Regions from separate parts of the Homo sapiens genome. Here regions 2, 3 and 4 are each linked to region 1. A link is a loop called in an ENCODE intact Hi-C map of the cell type or tissue named here. Cell type or tissue: gastrocnemius medialis. All regions are shown on one strand. Region 1 overlaps SULT4A1 (sulfotransferase family 4A member 1). Region 2 overlaps PARVB (parvin beta). Region 3 holds the start of PNPLA3 (patatin like domain 3, 1-acylglycerol-3-phosphate O-acyltransferase). Region 4 overlaps PNPLA5 (patatin like domain 5, triacylglycerol lipase).

Region 1 (5,000 bases):
ACAGGCAGCCCTGGCCCTTCCCACGCCATTATCCACTCACAGCTCAACAGTGCCACCAAGGCGTCATTGGCTTCGGGAGAATTTGAAAAGGAAAAAAAAATCATTCAAAGTGCAGAAAATTTTACACTAAGTAGGAAGCCCTCCTGACTGGGCCAAAGATGCAGATTTCAAGAAGCCTGCCCTGGCAAACCCTGGGGAGGAATTTAAAGTGAATCAAATAGTCGCAGCATTAGCTAGCTTTACAGACTAGATGCAAAACATGCACTGCAGTGAGAATTCCCTGAGTCAACAATAAAATGAGTCTGGGCACAGCCCCCAGCTGCTCTAGCCCAGGCTTAGTCAGAAACCCAGACCTCTTCCTGGCAGCCACAAGGGAGGGCTGAGCTGTGGGATAAACTGCAGGCACCGGTCTACGCTGGTTTATGAAGGCTTTGGAAAAACGAAAGACAGCTCAACATGACAAGAGAAGTTGTTGCTCCCATTGTCTTTGTTAATATAAAATCTTAGGTTGGTCTAGTCCAATAGCAACGGTGACCGTGAAGATGTCTGGGGCGGGGATTCCAAACTTCCCAGTTATGGGAGCTGTGAGCACATCACCCGAGTACTGCCTCCCTGCTTTTGAAGAACTGCTCGTTTAGAATTCTTTCCATTGTCAGCTCTCTGAGATCAGAGCTCTGTCTCCAGCAAATGTCCTTCACTAGCTCCGTTATTAACAGCGGTCCTTGTCCAGGCAGGACCTCAGGTTTTTCAAACTGCAACCCTGCAAATGCTGAGCTAAAATACCCAACGTAACACGGACTTTCTCTTTGGTAACAAAAAATTATCAGTGTTGGAGAGAAAAACAAGAAAAATTATTCTTGTAACCCTTTAATGATACCTAAGGGGCAAAATTAGAAGCTGCTAGAGCAACCAAACTATTTTTCCATGATTATTTTTCTCAGCTGAGACAGCTGAGAGCTCGTCAGAGGAGTCACCCACCTGGTTTAGGATTTGGAATCAAGACAATTTATGCTGTGACATGAATCAAATCTAAGCAATGCAGCTGGCTACTCGGCCCTGCATTCTCACCAACTCAAGAAGATCTTCCGAGCAAAGACGCAATGTGCTAAAAGAAAACAAATCAAAGAACTGAAATAAAGCAAAACCAAGGTAAACCATGATAAAGCAAACCCAAGGGAAGGAGCATATGGGCACACAGTATGTTCTCGACGCTGCTTCACCACACACACACACACACACACACACACGTGAACCAAAAGGGGTATTTTGGAGAAGGTCACATCCAAGGATAACAAAACACAGCAAAAGCAAAACTAAAAAAGAGCAAATAAATGTTAAATAACAAATATTTATGAAAATGCAGCCAGGAAAGAAGTCGAGAGGGACTGTGGTTCAGTTCACTTCCTCCTGAGGAGTCCACTGCTCTGCCTTTATAAGAGACGGCACTTTGCACTTGACCTTCAAACCGCCCTTAGCCGTGATCAGCCCCTTTTCAGAGAAGAACAAAAAGCCGCAGAAGCTGAAGGCCTGACCTATGTTGCGTTCCCAGAGGGCAGCAGAGCTGAGCTGGAGCCCAGCGCGTCTCTCATCCGCCCCAGGCATCTCCCACTCCATCTTGTGGGGCTGCTGCTGAACAGAGCCATCCACGTTTCTGGGCCCTCCCTGCAAACATTCTCAACCCAGGAAGTGCCCAACACACCAAGTGTCCATCAGGTTCATACTTACCAACAGGGGGCCTCCTATGGCCAAGGCCAGCACCCTGGGATTCAGGGGTTTTAGAGCCTGGGCTCTCCATCATCAAAGCCAAATGCCACACACCCTTAAGGACAGGGGGAGCAACCCAGGTGGATCTGGGGAGGATTCCTGTCAGGAACACTGTCCCCATCTCCAGCTGCCTCATGCCCACTGTCACTTGCCGCCAAGAGCAGGAACTGGCCTCCCTCTGTGCAGCGGCTTAGCTTGGTACTGTCTGCTTAAGTTCACCACCCCGAAGTGGGGCTAGGCCTCACCTGTGCTGCCTGCACCCAGAAGATGCTCAGTCAGCGTCCACTCAGTGAAGGAAGAAAAACGGTGTCTCCTAACTTCCCGCCCACTTCATTTAACTCTCCCACAAGTCAGTTAGAGACTGAGAAACCCATCAGCATGCTTTGCGCTTTGACATGTCATAGCACCAAACCCAGTCCCTGGATCTGCTCTGTGGGGCGTTTGATTTCAGGCCATCTGAGTAGACTCCCTGCTGAGAAACATCCCGCCCACAAAGCCTGAAATGCACTTTTTCAAGTCAAAACACTGTTTGCTTGGAGGCAATGCAAACACCAGCGGGCAGGGTACTCCGTCACTCCATGAGCACTGTGCCATCCATGGGCACCAGCTAACAGAGCACAGGCCATGGGCCAGCTACAGACTGCTGTAAAAGGAGAGCAGGGAGGGCAACAGGGACCGGACTCGGCTCCCTAAGCAGGCAGAGAAAGCAGCCTGGCTGGGGTGGGGAGTGCCTGGGCGGGAGGCAGGGTGGGGCACGTACCCCGGCCCACGGGCAGGGCCTCAGCGTTGCAGCACTGGTCCACCAGCTGGTGGCAGTGCTCCGTCAGGGCTTCCAGCTGGGCCTTGTCACAGGACACCCCCAGGAATCTGGCCAGCTGCTCCACCATCGTCACCAGGTCCTGGAAGACAAGTGCAGAGAGCAGAGCAGCCCATCAGAGGCGGGGCCTTTTACTGGACACGACCCCAGGCTGGGCACACGCTGAGGACTTTTTACACACGGCCTTCCTTACTTAATGCTCACAAGGCTGACATCAGCCTTGTCCAGAAATAACACTAAGAGGTTAAGAAATCGCCCAAGTGTGCTCAGCTCTCACGTGGAGATCTTGAATTCAAACCCTGGTCCTCCAGGGAATTGGGTTGCAGACATGAGGTCTTAATAGAGGTGTGGTTAAGTTTTAACAGGAGCAAGAAGTAAAAAACATATTTCAGAACATGGTTCTTGTGAGGAGCAAGACCTAATGGGCTCCTCTTTCCCTTCCTGCTGCCTGTCAGCTGGCGTCTGGGCTGGCCCTTGGGAGCGCAGGGAGGCCCCTCTGGTCTCCAGATGGCCCTGCACTGGGCAGGGAGCCCGCTTCATCACAGGCAAGATTCCGTCATGCCTGCCATACCCTGCCCCATTATTTTACCACGCCTGACAGCGGAATGTCACTGATGTGGCTAACCGTCTTGAGGGGGCCATTCCCCAGCCCCCCACCCCTGCCACTTTCTCCCCAAGAGATGAGGCTCCTCGTCTTCTCAATCACAGCCCTGAGCTGTCACCTAGAGGTGCCTTGGTCCCATTAGGAAGATGCTGGAGGCTGTTTCCTCTCTGGAAGGTTTGTAAAGCAAATTCCCGCATTAAAGCCTCTAAAAAGTCCTACAGTGAAAAGATGATTTAATTTCTTTATTGCAGCACTTCGGAAACCTTAAAAGACAATGTTCTCTGACCGCTGGTGTGGGAGTCAGCTGGTGTGGGCGCCAGCTCCTCCCTGGGTCCCCACAGTGCGCTGACTCCTGCAGCAGCGGTTGCAGGTCTGATTCTGGCCTCGCACTGCCTTCCACAGGCAGGGGTGTGGTGCATCCCGGGCGCAGGGCTTGACTCAAGAGTCAGAGGAACAGTTATTAGAGAATGAGCCAAGGAATACAGAGCTCCCTTTCCCTTGCCCTGCCACCAAGAACTCCATTTCAAAGAAAAAGGGTAGCAATGGAGAAAGAGTGAAGAAACCTGGCTCTCAGAAGAGATGCCGCAAGAAGGACACAGCTGGCTTAAAGTCAGCCTGCTGGAGCGTTCAGCAGAATCCTCGTGGGGCAGCTCACTGCGGCGTGACGTCCATCTCAGAGGAAGGGGCGTTTCTGCCAGGCTACATCCAGCAACATGTCACAGGACACTTGCTGGTTATGAAACCCAGCAGGGATCAGGCAGAACGCCCAGGTCAGCTGGCAGGAACGGCCCACTTCACCTCTCTGAGCCACACATTCCCCATCTGGAACTAGCGACAGGGCCGCAGCAAGAGGCCGCACACCACGGCACGGAGCCAGCGTGTTGGGGTCGTGCCTCCACATGGGCAGGTACTAGCTGGCCACACGGTTGCAGTCAGGGCACCCCGTGACTGGTGAGAACACCCTGCAAGATGACTGAGGATGAAGTGGGAATATACCCGGGGTGCCTGGCACAGTGCCCGGCTCGTGGGAAAGGGCCACTGTAATTGCGGTGCAGTGGAGCGCAGGCAGTGAGCGCTCTGGCAGGAAGCATTCCCTCTCAACCCCAGGGTGAGAACACATGGACCCACACCACAGTCCTGGAGACAACCATGCTCACTCGGGGCTAGTTTTCTGGAGTAAGATGTAAACAATATTAATTCCTAAAAATGTGACTTGACCTCCATTAAAACAAGCCATTACTGAGGTTCCTAAAAAAAGAATAAACCCATGCCAATTAGAAGGCGAAACGCTGACTGTCCCAGGGATGCCATTGAGTCACAGACCGGCTTTGATAGAAAATGAAGTCCCAGCACTGACCCCGGCAGCTCTTAAAGTTCCAGGCAGGGCTGGTGGCCTTGACCCTGACGGACTGAAAGCAACAGGTCTGACCACTTTCACTGGGGAGCCTGGAAGGCAGAGAAGGATGAACTTCCCTTTAAGGGCTTGGAGTAAAGTGTGTGTTTGGACCTTAAAACTTCAGTCCATCATTGCTGAGGAAACTGAAGCTCCAGGAAGAAACTGCTGACCCGGCAGCTGCCCCCGAGATGTGTGGGCAGCTGGCCAGCTGGGCGCTTTCCCTATTCACCTTCTCATGTTGGGGCCTCAGTGGCCCTGGGCAGTGCATGTTCAATGCTATGTCATTGGTGGCAAAATAGTGACCAGCTGACAAATGCACACCCAGGACCCCAGAAATTCCACTCCTGGGTATGGGCCCGATAAGCACAAGTGCTGACGTCCACCAAGACTCCAGAACGTCCACGGAGGCTTTATTCATG
Region 2 (5,000 bases), 260 kb after region 1:
TTGCGTTTTACCCTGGAGCTGGTGGGAGCCATGGGGTGCACTGCAGCAGGGAGTGACCAACGCCAGCTTTGTGTATTGGAAGGATTTCTACATCAGACAGGACTCTCTTGGTTTGCAAAGGACAGAAAACCCAACTCAAAATGGCTTAAAAGCAAAACAGAATTCACTGGTACATTTGACAGAATGGTCTGTGGGGTTGGATGGCCTCAGGTAAGGCTTGATCCAGCACATAGAAGGTGTTGCTAGATCCTAGATTCTGTTCTCCCCTTCCCCGAGCTCTTTCGATCTGGTGCCTTCATCTCCAGGCTCTGTATAGTGGTAAGATGATGGGACGGCTTCAACCTCCATCCTTTCTGGGTCAAGGCCAGTGGGAAGGAGTGCCTGTCTCATTCTCTATTCCTGGTAAAGTCTCAGTGCAGTTCATTAGCTCTAACTGGGCCATGCCCATCCCTGACTGTGTTCCTGGGAGGCCAGTGTGCCAGCTGGCTTTGTCCTGGGATGCCTGCTCCACCCCAGAGCTGAACTACAAGGCCCGAGCATGGTGGCAGGAGGGGTGGCTCTCTCTGAGGGAGGCTGAGTCTTGTTTGCCTGAAAGGATCAATGGATGCTGGAGAAGAAAAGCAATGGTGTCCATAACAGTCACCTCCAGAAGGGGAGAGGCTGGGCTGGGGTGGGAAGAGTTTAGGGCAGGGCTTGCAGGGGCCAAGGTGGCCATCCTGGTGAGAAAGCCCCACTGGCCAATCCAAGAATAGGGCACGAGATGTGAGCCTGCCAAGGGTACTCCCAGGTCTGGCATCTTGGTTCTTTCCGCTGCGTTCTTGGCACAGACACTCATGCCAGGGCCTTTGCTGTCACCCATAGTCTCAGAGTCATGTTATTATTCTGCAGTCATCTGTGGGGATGGGACCGTGCAGGACTTTCCCTCCCCAGCTTCCTCCCTCCTTCAGGGTAGCTCACTGTGTCCCCCGAGGCAGCCAGTGCTGCCGGGAGAGGCCCGAGACTCCTTCTGGGTCTCAGAGCCATTTCTATGGTTGAACCCAGTGTGTGTCCTTCCCTGTAGAATTGGCTGCCACTTTGTTTCCTTTAGGGTCCCCACTGCACCCTGTACATAACCCTGCCAGGACATCTGTTTATTTTCCATTCTTGTAGCTTTATTTTTATTTCAAAAGGAGTACAAGAACACAGTCTGGTGGCAGAGCCTCCCTCTGTCTCCTCCTTACCTTCAGCCACTGGGCCTTGCATCAGTAATGCTGCTCTTGTCATTCTGGAGCATGCCCTTTCATTTCTTTTTCTGTGAATTTTGATACGTACACATAGAAATACATAGTGGTGAGTTTTCTAGTTGTATTTTTTACATAAATATCATGCTGTATTTATTTTAAAGTGTCTCACCATGTTGCCCAGGCTGGACTTGAACCCCTGGGCTCGAGTGATCCTCCCACCCCAGCTCCAAGTAGCTGGGACAACAGATGTACACCACCACACCCAGCCTTTGCTGTATTGTTCTGCAACATGGTTTTCTTTTTCTTTTTCTTTTTCTTTTTAATTTTTTGAGACAAGATCTGGCTCTGTCACCCAGGCTGGAGTGCAGTGGCGTGATCTTGGCTCACTGCAACCTCCGCTTCTCGGCTTCAAACTTTCTTCCCAGCCTCCTGGGTAGCTGGGACTACAGATTCACACCACCATTCCTGGCTAATTTTTGTATTTTGTGTAGAGATGGGGTTTTGCCTTGTTGCCCCGCTGGTCTCGAACTCCTGAGCTCAAGCCATCCACCTACCTCAGCCTCCCAAAGTTCTGGGATTATAGGTGTGAGCCACTGCAGCTGGCCCAACCTGCTTTTGCTTTTTTAAAAAATCTCAACACCATGCTATGTATTGCACTTAATTAATTGTGCATCGAATCCTTCACGAGCCTTCTGTGCCAGGTGCGAGGTCGGCTGCTGGGTGGAAGTGACCAGGATACGTCTTCCCTCGGCTACACGCAGACTCTCCACGGTGCAAGGGCAGGGCCTGCCCAGCCCCATGCCCAGCCCTTTGGCATCCATCCACCAGTGTTAGTTAGATCAGCAGGCTGTCATGCCCAAGGCTTGCTGCCATCTGAATAGGACAGGGTTTCAGCAGTGAGCTCTTGATGTGGAGTCTGCGCCACCTGTTGACCTTCTTTGGATTTACCTTATTGAAATGTTCACACATTTCTTTTAGCTTCTCAACTTATTTCATCTTGAGAAATGGGCTGGAACCTCATGCCCCAGCACAACAAGCCCCATAAATCAGATGTTCAAGCTGAGCGATCCTTCCGGTTTGGGCCACAGTCACGGGGCTTTCTTACTCCTCTAGTCATGTCAGCACCGTTCAGAAACTCATCCTTGGCTTAGAGATGATAGTGAGTTACATGTACATAAATACACCGAGCTCATTACCCTGGGCCGGCATCCTGCATGACAAGGGCCCACATCCATTTCTCGGCAAAAACAAACTACATCTGCCACTTGAAACGTCAAGAAGCGCTTTCTTGTATGTTGTGCTCCATGGATCACTGGAAGTCCTTTCCCTCTTTTCCCATGTCCGGGCCAGGAGGAGCAGCTGCTCTCTGGCACTGTTAGCCTTTGCTGCCTTTTATCCTAGGCAAGACACTTTGTTATTCCTCCGATTTGTAATCCCAAGAACCTTGGAGATTGGACTTGGAGTTCGTAACCTCCTGGGGAGGGCCAGGCCTCACATTTCAAGGCCTTTGCACGCGTGATGTGCCAGCAACAGCTCAGCCCTTTGAATTATGATCCGCGACTCCCTCCAATCACCTTCCTTCTGGATGTCAGAAAAGACTGCCCAACAGCATCTCCTCCCAGCTGCCGAGGCTGATGATGTTTTTATTCTGATTTAGATCTCACTTAGGTCTTATTTTAACTCCACTGAGCTGCAAGATCTTCACTGAAGTACAACTGGACTTATTTTTAGAAAAACTGCTCTGTTAAGAAGACCTTCGTGCCTGATGAAGTTAGTTATTCTGATAAATTACAGCTTCTACGAAGAAACCACACCCCTCTGAGTACGGATGGAAGTTGGAAAATTCATAGAAAGCTGTCATTTCCTGGCAGAGGCCTGGAAAACCTCATTTAACAGAGATGTCTTTGGGTTCCTGCTTAAGCCCAAGCGAAGGATCCCGATGCCCCCTCCCCAGCTGGGAAGAGGAGCTGGTGGCGTGAGTTGGCACAGAGCCGCACCTTTCTTTCTCCTCCTGTATCCTCCCGCAAGCTCTGAAGACCACTCTGTTTCTTTGAGCAGGATCAGTTGTAACTAGAAGTGGGTAGGATTTGAAAAGGGCTGGTTAAGTGTTTAAAACTGGGGCAGCTTTCCTGCCATTTTCCAGTTCTTTTAGATGTGCAGGGATGGAGAATGGCTGTTTTTGTTGGGGTTTTCTCTTTGATCCTGGTTCAGACGGGGCCCTCTGAAATTTCTCGCCCTGATCTTTTGTTCTCTATGAAAACCAGGAATTGCACGGATGGTGTAGAAAGTCCCCGTAGGTGGCAAAGCATCTCTGCTGTGTTGAAATGACACACTTAGAAAAGTGTCAGAAAATGGAGTTGCCATTGCTCTGGCCCCCCAGGACCTGTGGCTCAGCCTCCATTGGGCCTTTGTGTCTGGGCCAGACCCTCCAGGCAAGCCCCCAGTGAGGCTCTTGGGCCCGTGATTGCAGGGGCGCCTTGCCATCCCCCGTGTCCTGCCCTGGTTCTGCTAGTGGAGCAAGAAGCTGATCAGCCTTTGTGTTTTCAGATTTCTTCTCTCCGTTAAGGTAACCTTGTTCTTTAAACCAGCTTGCTTTCAAAGTTGTTTTCCTAATAATATCAAAAGGGGGAAAAAAAGCTGCCTGAAAATCCTTTTTTGGGAAAGAGCCTGGGCATAAATAAATAAATACAACCATACAAAGAAGAAGATTAAAAAAAAAAAAATCAAAGATGGAACTTTCGCATTTGGCCTGAGGTATAAATGGCAGGCTTCTGATGACATGCTTTTAGTTTTTGATTCTCTTTCTTTCCTTTTATGTTCTTGTAATTCCAAATCAGGAACGATGGTGTTTTTTTTTTTTTTTTTCTTTTTTCTTTTTTTTAAACCTTGCCCAATCTTTGGGTGGAGGCTTTGGAAGCCGCACATATTCCACCATTATAGTTACTCAAAGCTGACGCTTCCCGAGGGGTGGCTGCATGCTGGCGACTGTGCCGAGGGTGTGTGTCCCTGAATCTTTGTGATCTCTCTGAGGTGTGTTAGGCCCCACTTTACAGATGGAAACTGAGACACACAGAGCCGTCAAGCAGCTTGCCCAAGGTCACACACCTTGTCAGTGGTCAAGCTGGGATCCAAAACCAGCAGCCTGGCTCTGGGATTCTAAGCTCTCTGTTGTGCTGCTCCTTGAATATATTAAAAGGCCTACTATGTGCAGGAACTGGGTTGGCACTGGCAGGAAGGCAAGTTCGGGAAGGAGATAGTTACATGGCTGTGTGGCTTCAGCTGGGGAGAGGGGAACACCCAGGAGGGCTTCTTGGAGGAGGCGGCCAGTAAGATGAGGTTGAAGATAGGTAGGATTTAGTAGGGCACAGTGAGGTGCAAGATCAGGTAGAACTGGCTTTAGTCCTGACTCTGGGGCTTCACATCTAACAGCACAGGACCAGCCACTCCCTCACAGACTTGTTTATTTATTATTATTGTTATTATTTTTGAGACAGACGGAGTCTCGCTGTGTTGCCCAGGCTGGAGTGAAGTGGCACAACCTTAGCTCACTGCAACCTCCACCTCCCAGGTTCAAGCAATTCTCATGCCTCAGCCGCCCAAGTAGCTGGGATTGCAGGCGCCCACTGCCACGCCTGACTAATGTTTGTATTTTTAGTAGAGACAGGGTTTCATCATGTTGGTCAGGCTGGTCTCGAAGTCCTGACCTCAGGTGATTTGCCCACCTTGGCCTCCCAGAGTGCTGGAATTACAGGTTTGAGCCACCGTGCCCGGCCTCCC
Region 3 (5,000 bases), 95 kb after region 1:
GTGGAGGGCAGTTAGGGCAGGACTGTAGGTAATGCCCCTCTCCAGCAAAGCCAACACGTCAGGAATAGATGGGACCCCCTGTCTGCTTCTCAGCTCTCCTGACCTTCCCCGGGACTTAGGACCTGACCCTGCCTTGCTCTGGGCCTCCATCTACAAAGTGTCTATGTGATGAGGCAGTCAGCCCAGGTATTCACTAAGGCCTGAAGCTCCCATGCCCTGGGATTCCTGCCCAGAGAAAGGAGGCAGCCCTGCTCCCAGCTCCCCTACCCCTCCAGGCAAGGCAAAAGCAAGGACTGCAGCAGAATGGGGAAGCTCAGTTGAACATGAACCACCCAACCAATCCAGGTGCTTCTCAGGTGACATTTGGAATCCTGACAGCAATGTCACCTGTTTTACAACACCACCAGTCATTCTGCAGTTGAGGACACTGAGCCACAAAGAGGGCAGAGGCCTGACCCCAAAGCTCACATACTCTGCATTCCTCCAGGTCTCACGGAGAAGGGGGAGGGCTTCCTGGTCCACTCCAGCTGGGGGCGCTATGGCCCGGCAGACCAGGGTCCTCCAGTGAGGAGCTCTGGACCAAGGTCTAACTTGGCTCCATGTACTGCTGTGGGCTTGCTCCACCCAGTGCCAGGGGTAGGTCAAGGTCAAGGGGCCTCTTAGGCATCTCCTAAGGGCATGCTACTATCCAAATGTTTGTGTCCCCACTAAAGGTCATCTGTTGAAATCCTACACCTTAAGGTGATGATCTTTGGAGGCGGGGGCCTTTGGAAGGTGATTTGATGAGAGGGTGGCACCCTTATGAATGGGATTGGTGCCCTTATCAAAGAGGCCCAGAGGTGAGGATGTGGCAAGATGGCACCTTCTACGAGCCATACCTCTCACCAGGGACCAAATCTGCTGGTATCTTGAACTTGGGCTTTCCAGCCTCCAGAACTGTGAGACAGAGAAATAAGCCAGGCGAAGTGGCTCACCCCTGTAATCCCAGCATTTTGGGAGGCTGAGGTGGGTGATGACTTGAGGTCAGGAGTTCTAGACTAGCCTGGCCAACATGGTGAAACCCCATCTCTACTAAAAATACAAAAAATTAGTCAGGCATGGTGGCGCATGCTTGTAATCCCAGCTACTCGTGAGGCTGAGGCAGGAGAATCCCTTGAACCCGGGAGGAAGAGGCTGCAGTGGGCCAAGATCGTGCCATTGCACTCCAGCCTGGGGGGAAAAAGATAGAAATAAATCTCTTGTTTGTAAGCCCCTCCGCTTTAAGGTGTTTTGTTTTCGCACCTGAACGGACTAAGGGACTAAGGGACCAGGAATCATCCAGGCCTCAGCTTCCCAAAGCACTCCCCACTCCCCAGTTCCTACAGGGCCCCGACCCCAGCCCCAGCACCCGTCATTCACATTTTTTACTTACAAAGGAAACTTTGAAATGGACACTTCCTGTTACTTTCATTCAATGAAAAAAATCCCCAGCACTTGAAGGCAATCATACAGAAAGCCTGCAACAACGCAGAGAGTAGACTCTTCAGGTGGTGGTGCCTGCTTTAGGCTGGCTCTCCCCGGGTCAAAAGGGACGTGATAAAGTGTTAAAGTGATGTTAAGGATCAAGTGGGCACCAACTGCGACTCCCCTCCCACCCCCCGACTTAACAGATGTCAAGGAAAACAGAAGGAAGCCGTTTCTCTCCAGGACATGCAGTGTCTGCTGGAGTTTTGGAAAAATGCTTTCTCTCGAGTCGCTGCGGGGAGCTCCCAGGCTGGACCCCCCCGCACAGGTCCTCCGCCATCGCCCTCCCAGCCCCCGCCCCCAATCCCCCTCCCAGACCCGGTCCCCGCCCCCATCCCCCGCCAGACGTCGTCCCCACCCCCATCCCCCTCCAAGCCCCGCCCGGGAGGGCGTCCTGCCCGCTCATTGGGCCTCCCGCCGGCTCATTTGCATGGTCCGAGGGGGGCGGGGCTGACGTCGCGCTGGGAATGCCCTGGCCGAGACACTGAGGCAGGGTAGAGAGCGCTTGCGGGCGCCGGGCGGAGCTGCTGCGGATCAGGACCCGAGCCGATTCCCGATCCCGACCCAGATCCTAACCCGCGCCCCCGCCCCGCCGCCGCCGCCATGTACGACGCAGAGCGCGGCTGGAGCTTGTCCTTCGCGGGCTGCGGCTTCCTGGGCTTCTACCACGTCGGGGCGACCCGCTGCCTGAGCGAGCACGCCCCGCACCTCCTCCGCGACGCGCGCATGTTGTTCGGCGCTTCGGCCGGGGCGTTGCACTGCGTCGGCGTCCTCTCCGGTATCCCGCTGGGTGCGTCTGGGGACGCTGCCCGGGCTCCACGTGCGGAGTGGGTGCCCCCTAGGCCGGGGAGCGGGGGATCCCCAGGGGTCGCGGGGCCCTGGAGGAGCGGGCATCGGACGCGGACACGGCGGGGTGCATCCCGAGGGCCCCCTCCGAGGCAGATGCTTCCTGCGGGGGCGCTGTTCCTGGGCCCGGGAAGGGGGCGTTGGAACCCCGAGCGGTCCGGGCCGAAGCCTGGGACTCTCGTGCGTCCCCACCCCTACCCCCATCAGGCGCCCGTGCATGAAGGGAGACCCTCACCTCCGGACTGAGAGTCGGAGCGTCTCGGAGCGACGGGGAGTAGGGAGCGGGACCCGGGGCGGAGGGTAGTGCTGGCCCCTGCGGACTCCGGGTCCCCTGTGTCCTCTCGGGAGGGGCTGGACGGGCTGAGCTGCCGAGGGGCCGATTTGCCCTGGGCCGGACAAAGAGTGGGGCTTTGGCCGGTCCCCCACGGTGGGCTCCTTCCCTCTGGGGATTGAGGGACTCAAGACACCCCGCGCCTGCGCTTTTCTTTTCTTTTTTTCTTTTTTTTTTTTTGAGACGGAGTTTCGCTCAGTCGCCCAGGCTGGAGTGCAGTGGCGTGATCTCAACTCACTGCAAGCTCCACCTCCCAGGTTCACGCCATTCTCCTGCCTCAGCCTCCCGAGTAGCTGGGACTACAGGCGCCAGCCACCAAGCCCGGCTAATTTTTTGTATTTTTTAGTAGAGACGGGGTTTCACCGTGTTAGCCAGGATGGTCTCGATCTCCTGACCTCGTGATCTGCCCACCTCGGCCTCCCAGAATGCTGGGGTTACAGGCGTGAGCCACTGCTCCCTGCTGCCTACGCTCTCTGGGTCGCAGCCCAGCCTTCTGGGGGCTGGGTAGCCTCCCAGAAGGGCAACCCTGGGCATCCTCCAGGGCAGGCTAACTGGAGTCTAGTGGGGAGGGGTACCTTGAAAGAGGAAAGTTGTTTCCTCCTCCTCCTCCTCCTCCAGTGTTTGGGACCCTTCCTGGGGGCTGGAGTGCATCCCTGGACACCCCCCAATCCCATCCTCTTCTCTAGTTTCCACTGACCTAGGCCCACCCTCCCCTCTCCGGCTCAGTACTCCTGGAAATGAGATTCCGTACATTTGAATCTTGTCCTAATGAAATATTTGTCCATGTGGGTACCTGTGTGTGTGTGGTGGGGGTGCAGACGGAGGGTTTGTTTCTCACTAGCTGGAACTACTGGGGTGTGGTATGCTTCCTGGGAATTTGTGTGCCACAGTCCTGGAGGCGAGGAGGGGGTTGTGAGCCAGTAGGCAGGGGCTGGGGCAAGTAGCATTGTGAAGCTATTGACACCCAGACGTCCCCAGGCAGGAGATTATGCCCCCATTAGCCCCCTTTTATCTGGGCTTCCTTAACAATGGACTCTTTGCCCTGCCTGCCAGAGCCAGCAGGGAGTGACTGTTCAGTGGTGAGGAAGCGGGCAGAGGAAGCCCTGCCATTGGGTAGGAGCAGTGGGCAGCCCCTGGGCTGACTGGGAGGTGGGGATTAGGGATTAGACAGTCCTGGCTGTCTGCCTTCCCCTAAGCCAGGGGGAGAGGAGCAAAGGGCACGAAATGTGGCCTCCAGGAGGATTAGACCGCCACATGATCATTTGCACACCCTGGGGTTTAGCAACAATAAAAGTCAGCTTTTTTGTATCCCAAGGTGGCCTGTGGACACCCACATGGACAAATGTTTACACTGGGACAGAATTCAAATGCAGAGGTCCCAGGAGCCTAAAGTACACTCACTCTGGTATAGAAAGGATTCCTTACTGGGCAGAGGACAGGTGCAGCCTGGGGCTTTCCCAGGCAGGACACAGGGAGGCTCAGGAACCACCAAGTCCCTGGAAGGTGGATCTGGAGGCGTTGGCAGGAGCCACTCCCTGGGTTCCAGGGCTCCAGGTTCCTGCTTTAACCCCCTGTCTCACAGAGGGCTGTGCACTTGGGGGCTGCTGAGCATGTCCCAGAGGCTGCATCCTGGACACAGCACCTCAGTGCATCTGAGCTGAGGCTAACTTGGCAGGAGGGACAGGCAGAACCTGCCAGCCACGTGCAATTCCACCCCTCTGGCCACTCAGGGAAGGAGAGCTGTGAGTCAAGATCAGATTTGGGTCAGGACAGGCTGGGGCCTGCCTGTCCCTGTGCATCCCAAGATTTATGGCTGGCCAGGGGTTGGGCTGGGAGGGGTGGTCTTGCATGCCAGGAGAGTGCAGATCAGCCTGAGAGGCCAGGCCAGTAAGTGAGGTCAGATCTCCTGCACCTGATAGCATTAAGGCCATCTACACCAAAGCTCTAATGCTGATATGTTCCTGGCCTCTATGTGGGGCATGGAGGTGGGGCATGGAGGTGAGGCCTGCTCGCCTGGGCTTCTGGAAGTGGGAGACTCATTCCTGTGGCTGAGGCCTACAGCAGTGCTGTGTGGTAGGAATACACTGGAAGCCATGATGTCATTGTGCATTTTCTAGAAGCCACATTGAATAAAGTAAAAGACACAGGTAGAATTAATTTCATTGAGCCCAATATATCCAAAATAATATCATTTTCACATCTATTCAATATAAAAATTTACTAATGAGATATTTCATACTAAGCCACTGAAATCCAGTTTGTATCTTACACATCTCAGTTTTGACGAGCCACATTTCAAGGGCGTGATAGCCACATGTGG
Region 4 (5,000 bases), 57 kb after region 1:
TCCTCGAATGGGCCTTTCTCCCTCCTGCCTCTGGATCTTTGCACATGCTGTTCCATCTGCCGAGAACATTCTCCTTGTCCTCTTTGCCTGGTGGACGCTGACTCATCCTTCAGATTATAGCCTAAGAGTCATCTCCTCCGGGCAGCCTTCCCTGGCCAGAGAGTCCCTAGATTGAGCTGTGCAGCTGGAAGCCAGTGTAGACCTCTCCCAGGGAACCTCTAGGTGGCGCTGTAGTTACAGGTGAGTGTGTGATAATTTGTAGGTCGTGAGCTCCACCAGGCCAGGAGCTGGGTCTGCGTCGGGGCTGCTTCCATGGCCCCCAGCCAGGCCTTGGCCCCTGAGAGGTCCTCAGCAACTGCTGGTGGGATGAATGAACAACTGATGCAGACGGGCACATTAACCAGCAAGTCAGAATGTTACTGAGAGCCTAACCACAGCCGGCCTGGCTTGGAAGGGGCTTGTTTTACAGAAAAGGAACCTGTAGCGGTGGCTCATGCCTGTCATCCCAGCACTTTGGGAGGGCGAGGCGGGCGGATTGCCTGAGCTCAGGAGTTTGCCACCAGCCTGGGCAACAAGGTGAAATCCTGCCTCTACTAAAATACAAAACAATTAGCCGGGCGTGGCGGTGGGCACCTGTGGTCCCAGCTACTTAGGAGGCTGAGGCAGGAGAATCGCTTGAACCTGGGAGGCAGAGGTTGCAGTGAGCCAAGATCATGCCATTGCACTCCAGCCTGGGCAATAGAGTGAGACTCTGTCAGAAAAAAAAAAAGAAAAGAAAAGAAAGAAAAGAGAAGAGAAAAGAAACCTGTAGCCCAGAGAGGTCAAGAGACTCAGACCCAGCCACACAGCCAACCTGAGATTCTGATGGGTGGAGCAATGGTCAAAGGTCACGGAGACAGTGTAGGGCCCAGGAGGCCGACCAGGAAGCCCCCGACTTCCAATCCTACCCACCATGCCACTTCTCCACCAGTCTCATTTTGCAGAGGAGATCACAGAGGCTCTGAGTCATGCAGTCAACACCACACAGTGTGGGGACACCAGCCGGGCTCCCCCCACCCCGCCGAGCCCTACCCACCCAGTGTGCCAGCCGCCCCTCCTGCCATGGGCACCAGTCTCCGCCACAAGCCAGGCCCTTCCCAGGCCCCCTGGCCGAGCCTTACCTTCTGCTGCGGAAGTAGATGTACTCGAAGGGCAGTGTGCAGGGTAGCAGCAGGTACGTCAGCACCTGTCCAGGCCCCGAGTGCCAGAAGCGGGCCCACCGGCTGGGATCCCTCGTACATGCTTTCTTCAGTGCTGCAAGAGAAGCCCTGGCATGGCCCTGCCCACCTGAAGTCTGTGGGCCAGCAACCTGAGCCCCCCCATTTCACACAGTAAGAGACTGCACCCCCTCCACCTTCTGCAGATGAAGAAGCAACACTGAGCAAGCCCCCACCACAGGCCAGCAGGTAGCTCTGCGCTCATCGTTGTCCGTGAGACAAGGGGTGTATGCCCTCTCGTAGATGAGGAGACTGAGGTTCAGAGTGGAGAAGTGACTTGCCTAAGGACCATCAACAGGAAGTGGCAGGGCCAGGATGGACTTGAGGACTCTCAGGCTCCTGAGTTGTTTCTACCTCTTCTGCCCCTCTAGAAAGTCTGTGGCCTGCTAGGCTGGGACAGATGCTCTCACCACACTCTCTCATAACAGTAACACGACAGTGTTATTAATAACCACAGCCACAACTATGACCGCAGCAACCATTTCCTGGGTGCTCTATTCACTGACCTGACCAGAGTGGAAGGGACCAGCATCTGGGCTGGGACAGAGCCGGAGCCCAAATCCCAGCCTCCAGACACAGCCCAGGCCACAGCTCAGGCCACCACGTCCACTCTGGCCACTGCCCTCTGGAGACGGAGGATTACAAGGATTCACAGATAGCACAGGCCAGAGACCCTGCTCCACATCCACCTGCCGAGTGTCCTAGGACGAGTCCTAGCTTCCTTCTCCATAAACTGGGGATCCCAGCAGGACATTCCTCCCTGGGCAGGCAGGTGAGGATTAGAGATGAGATTCACAATTCCCTTCCCAAATGGCGAGGGCGCAGCGCCCAGGAGTTGGTGCTCCACCCGAGGCAGCTCTCTGGTGCCCCCGTGTGGCTACAGGTACACTGCCGGGTTCCAGAATCCCAAGCTTGGACCTCAGGGGTTCCGCACAGGTCCCCGCCCATTTCTGCACGTCCTCGTGTGGTCTCCGGCATGGAAAGGGGCCCCCTTCCTCATCCCCTTGCCCACCCCACTCTCCCTGATCTGGCCTCGACCGCCATCCCTCTCCTCCCAGCCTCCCACCCCTTCAGCCTCTTCCCACCCAGCTGGGTCCACCACCCCCTCCCGCCCACCTCACTTGCTCCTCCCACAGCTTTTGAGACCACCTGCCCACCCTGCCAGCCTCCCAAGCTCACCTCTGCTGCCTGTCCCTCATGCCGCAGCCACAGGGACCTCCTGGCTGTCCCTCACCAACCCCAGGACCTTTGCACGTGCCATGCCCTCTCCCCGATGCTCTTCTGCCTCTTGGCCTGGCCAACATCTCTTTTCCAGCTTCACTTAGATGCTGCTCAAAGTCACCCCCCACCATCGTTACATGTGCCTGTGGGACTCTGTACTTTCCTGTTGTTGCAGTTGTGACATTTAGTCACACAGCGGGCGGGCAGACTAAATGGTTCCGAGTAGAACCCCTAGTTCTGCCATTTGCTACTGTGTGACCTTGGGCAAGTCGCTTAACTTCTCTGTGCTATGGTTTCCTCATCTGTACAATGAGAACAATTCTGTACTATCCTCAGATGGTTGTTGGAAGGATGAAATGAGTTCATTTTCATCTGGGGAATCCAGAACCCTCTGTGTGTGCCTCTCCTATGTCTGTCAACACTCCCGCCCTTTCCGGGGCAGTGGGCAAAGACCTGGCTTTCGCAGGCACAGGCTTGGGTTCAAATCCCCTAGTTGCAGGCTCTGAGCCCTTGGTGAGTCCCTTCCTTTCTCTGAGGTTTGGTTTCCTCATCAGTGAAGTGGGTACGAATAATGCCTAGGCCCAGGGTTGTGGGGAAGAATGAACGATGCCACATGTGAAAAGCCCATAGTACCACACTTGGCATTTAGTAGGTGCTCAGTAAATGAGTCCTGTCCTCTTCCAGACCACGAGTGCCTTCAAGGCAGGGTCCCTGAGCCCGGGCCCCTGAGTGCAGGGCCCTGGTAGGTGAGCAAATGCAGGTAGAGTCCCTACCAGCCTCCAGCTCTGGTGAGAGCTGCTCAAAGTTGGGTACATCCTTGACTTGCACATGGGGCACTTTCCAGTTGAGAGACAGGCCCCCCTTCCAGCGTTGGTCACAGCCAGCATCCCAGTTTCCGTCAGCCGGGGCTGGGGGTTCCTTAGACACCAGCGTCCATAGCACTGGTTCCTTGGTGAGTCCTGGGTCAGGGGAAGGGAGAGGATAAGTCAAGCATCTGAGCCTCCCCAAGGCGCCCCATGCTGCCCACATCCCTCAGAGCCCAAACCCAGTTCTGGGGATCCACTGTGCTGTGGGACGGACCCACAGCTTATTCCGGATGACTCCCTTCTGCCTTCCCCTGGCCCTGCTCTGCCCTGCTCCCTGCCCACTTTCGAGTGGCTCATCAGAGCCCAGACCCCAAAGACACAATCCAGAGTTCGAATTCTGGCTCCACCACCTGCAAGCTATGTGACCCAATGCCCTTTGCCTCAGTTTCCCTCTCTGTAAAAAAGGAAAAGTAAGACCTGCTTTATACAGTTACTCTGAGAATTAAACAAGATAAATACATAAAGCTTAAGCTCACGTCTGGGCACATATTAAGCGCTCGCCAAATGCCTCCTGATTGTGTGTTTTTGGTTGTAACGTAGGACTTGAGCACATGAGTTCTGGAGCCAGGTGGCCTGTGTCTGAATGTCTATTGCACCAATTTGAAGAGCTCTGTCCTGTGGATGATGTTCAGGCTCTCCAGCCCAGACCTCTCTGGCACACCCACTGCCCCATGAACACACACACACACACACACACCCCTCCTGCCATATTGAGTTATGTGCCCTCAAGGTGCCTGCCTCTGTCCCTTCTCTCTTGTTTTTCCCTCTGCCTAGAATGCCCTCTTCTTTTGCTGGAATCTTCAATTTTGCTGGTGTCTTCATAACTAGTCAAAACCCAGCTTATCTGTCACTGCCTCCAGGAAGCCCTCCTTGCCTACCCCCAACCCCCAGGCTGAGTCCAATGCCTCCTCTGGACTCCCACAGCCTTGAGCATCCCTCTGTCACTACACCCATCTCCCTGGGTTGTCTCTCTCTGAGTCTGTCCCCCTGTACCAGGCTGCGGGCTGCTCAACAGTGGAACTTGTATGTGATTCTTCTCTGAGTCCCCAGTACTCAGCTCAGGTCCAGCACAGAGCAGATGATGAGGAAGAGACTGAGTTAGCCCATGTCCCTAGCAGCTCAAAGGCCCAAGAGGCAGGGTCTACCTGGCACCATGTGGGACATGATCCCCAGCCACTGTGGGACTGCCACCTACCACGTCTCTCCAGGAACCTCAGGGCATCCAGGTAGCCTTGTCTGCAGTTGTCGGCCACTACCTGCCAACACACAGGGCAAGGGTGAGATGGGCAAGGCCTGGACCTACCCCTCGAGTGGATGTCACAGGCCAGAGACTTATCTTCAACTGGAAATAGTCCCAGCCCAGCCTATTCTCCCCAAGTGACCATTCAACAGGGCTCAGGGCAGGAGCCTGGGCAGGACCTTAGCACTGGGCAGGAGGGGCCAGAGGCCTGCAGGCAGAACAGATCTGCTTGGCTAGTTCTGTCCCTGCAGGACCATTGCATCTCCCCCCTGAGACACCCTGGCTGCTCTTGCCCCAGCCCCTCCCCTCTCTTGCCTCAGTTTCTGTCTCTGGAAAATGGGATAACAAGGCCTGGGATGGCTGGGACTTTGTCTGGCCCCTTGTAGGGCAGTGGATGGGGGTTCCCTTTGCCCCTTC

What was found. A loop is a pair of places that touch in the nucleus more often than their neighbours do. Peaks named below come from ENCODE experiments on the same cell type or tissue, not always from the same donor. Only the 100,000 strongest peaks of a DNase experiment are listed, where the experiment ranks them.
Region 2: it touches region 1 in a loop (6-fold over the local background); 2 of 110 quality-filtered maps call a loop at or near these places.
Region 3: a loop joins it to region 1, with 2.7 times the contacts of the local background. A loop is called at or near these places in 4 of 110 quality-filtered maps.
Region 4: it touches region 1 in a loop (11-fold over the local background); 4 of 110 quality-filtered maps call a loop at or near these places.

Annotation. Positions count from the first base shown.
Region 1 is chr22:43,826,536-43,831,535 of GRCh38, forward strand. It overlaps SULT4A1 (sulfotransferase family 4A member 1), which reads right to left. Exons shown (of 7, transcript NM_014351.4): 6 at 2,525-2,663. Among named protein-coding and RNA genes, the nearest start is that of EFCAB6-DT, 17 kb to the left of the region's middle. RefSeq lists an enhancer at 1,451-2,213. In gastrocnemius medialis, a CTCF peak has its summit at 2,570 (motif pointing right); DNase peaks (open chromatin) are centred at 2,666 and 3,876; H3K4me3 peaks cover 1,578 bases; H3K27ac peaks cover 2,311 bases.
Region 2 is chr22:44,083,776-44,088,775 of GRCh38, forward strand. The region is part of intron 1 of PARVB (parvin beta); the gene reads left to right. Among named protein-coding and RNA genes, the nearest start is that of PARVB, 62 kb to the left of the region's middle. In gastrocnemius medialis, a CTCF peak has its summit at 2,167 (motif pointing left); DNase peaks (open chromatin) are centred at 816, 2,066, 2,776, 4,866 and 1 weaker place; H3K4me3 peaks cover 1,005 bases; H3K27ac peaks cover 5,000 bases.
Region 3 is chr22:43,921,806-43,926,805 of GRCh38, forward strand. It overlaps PNPLA3 (patatin like domain 3, 1-acylglycerol-3-phosphate O-acyltransferase), which reads left to right and starts at 2,000. Exons shown (of 9, transcript NM_025225.3): 1 at 2,000-2,293. The coding sequence starts at 2,107. RefSeq lists enhancers at 1-398, 1,815-2,559, 2,560-3,302. In gastrocnemius medialis, CTCF peaks have their summits at 514 (motif pointing right) and 2,449; DNase peaks (open chromatin) are centred at 1,936 and 4,406; H3K4me3 peaks cover 1,408 bases; H3K27ac peaks cover 3,070 bases.
Region 4 is chr22:43,883,053-43,888,052 of GRCh38, forward strand. It overlaps PNPLA5 (patatin like domain 5, triacylglycerol lipase), which reads right to left. Exons shown (of 9, transcript NM_138814.4): 5 at 4,539-4,599; 6 at 3,251-3,436; 7 at 1,161-1,293. Among named protein-coding and RNA genes, the nearest start is that of PNPLA5, 6.5 kb to the right of the region's middle. RefSeq lists an enhancer at 171-901. In gastrocnemius medialis, CTCF peaks have their summits at 231 (motif pointing right) and 2,123 (motif pointing left); DNase peaks (open chromatin) are centred at 119 and 2,129; H3K27me3 peaks cover 692 bases.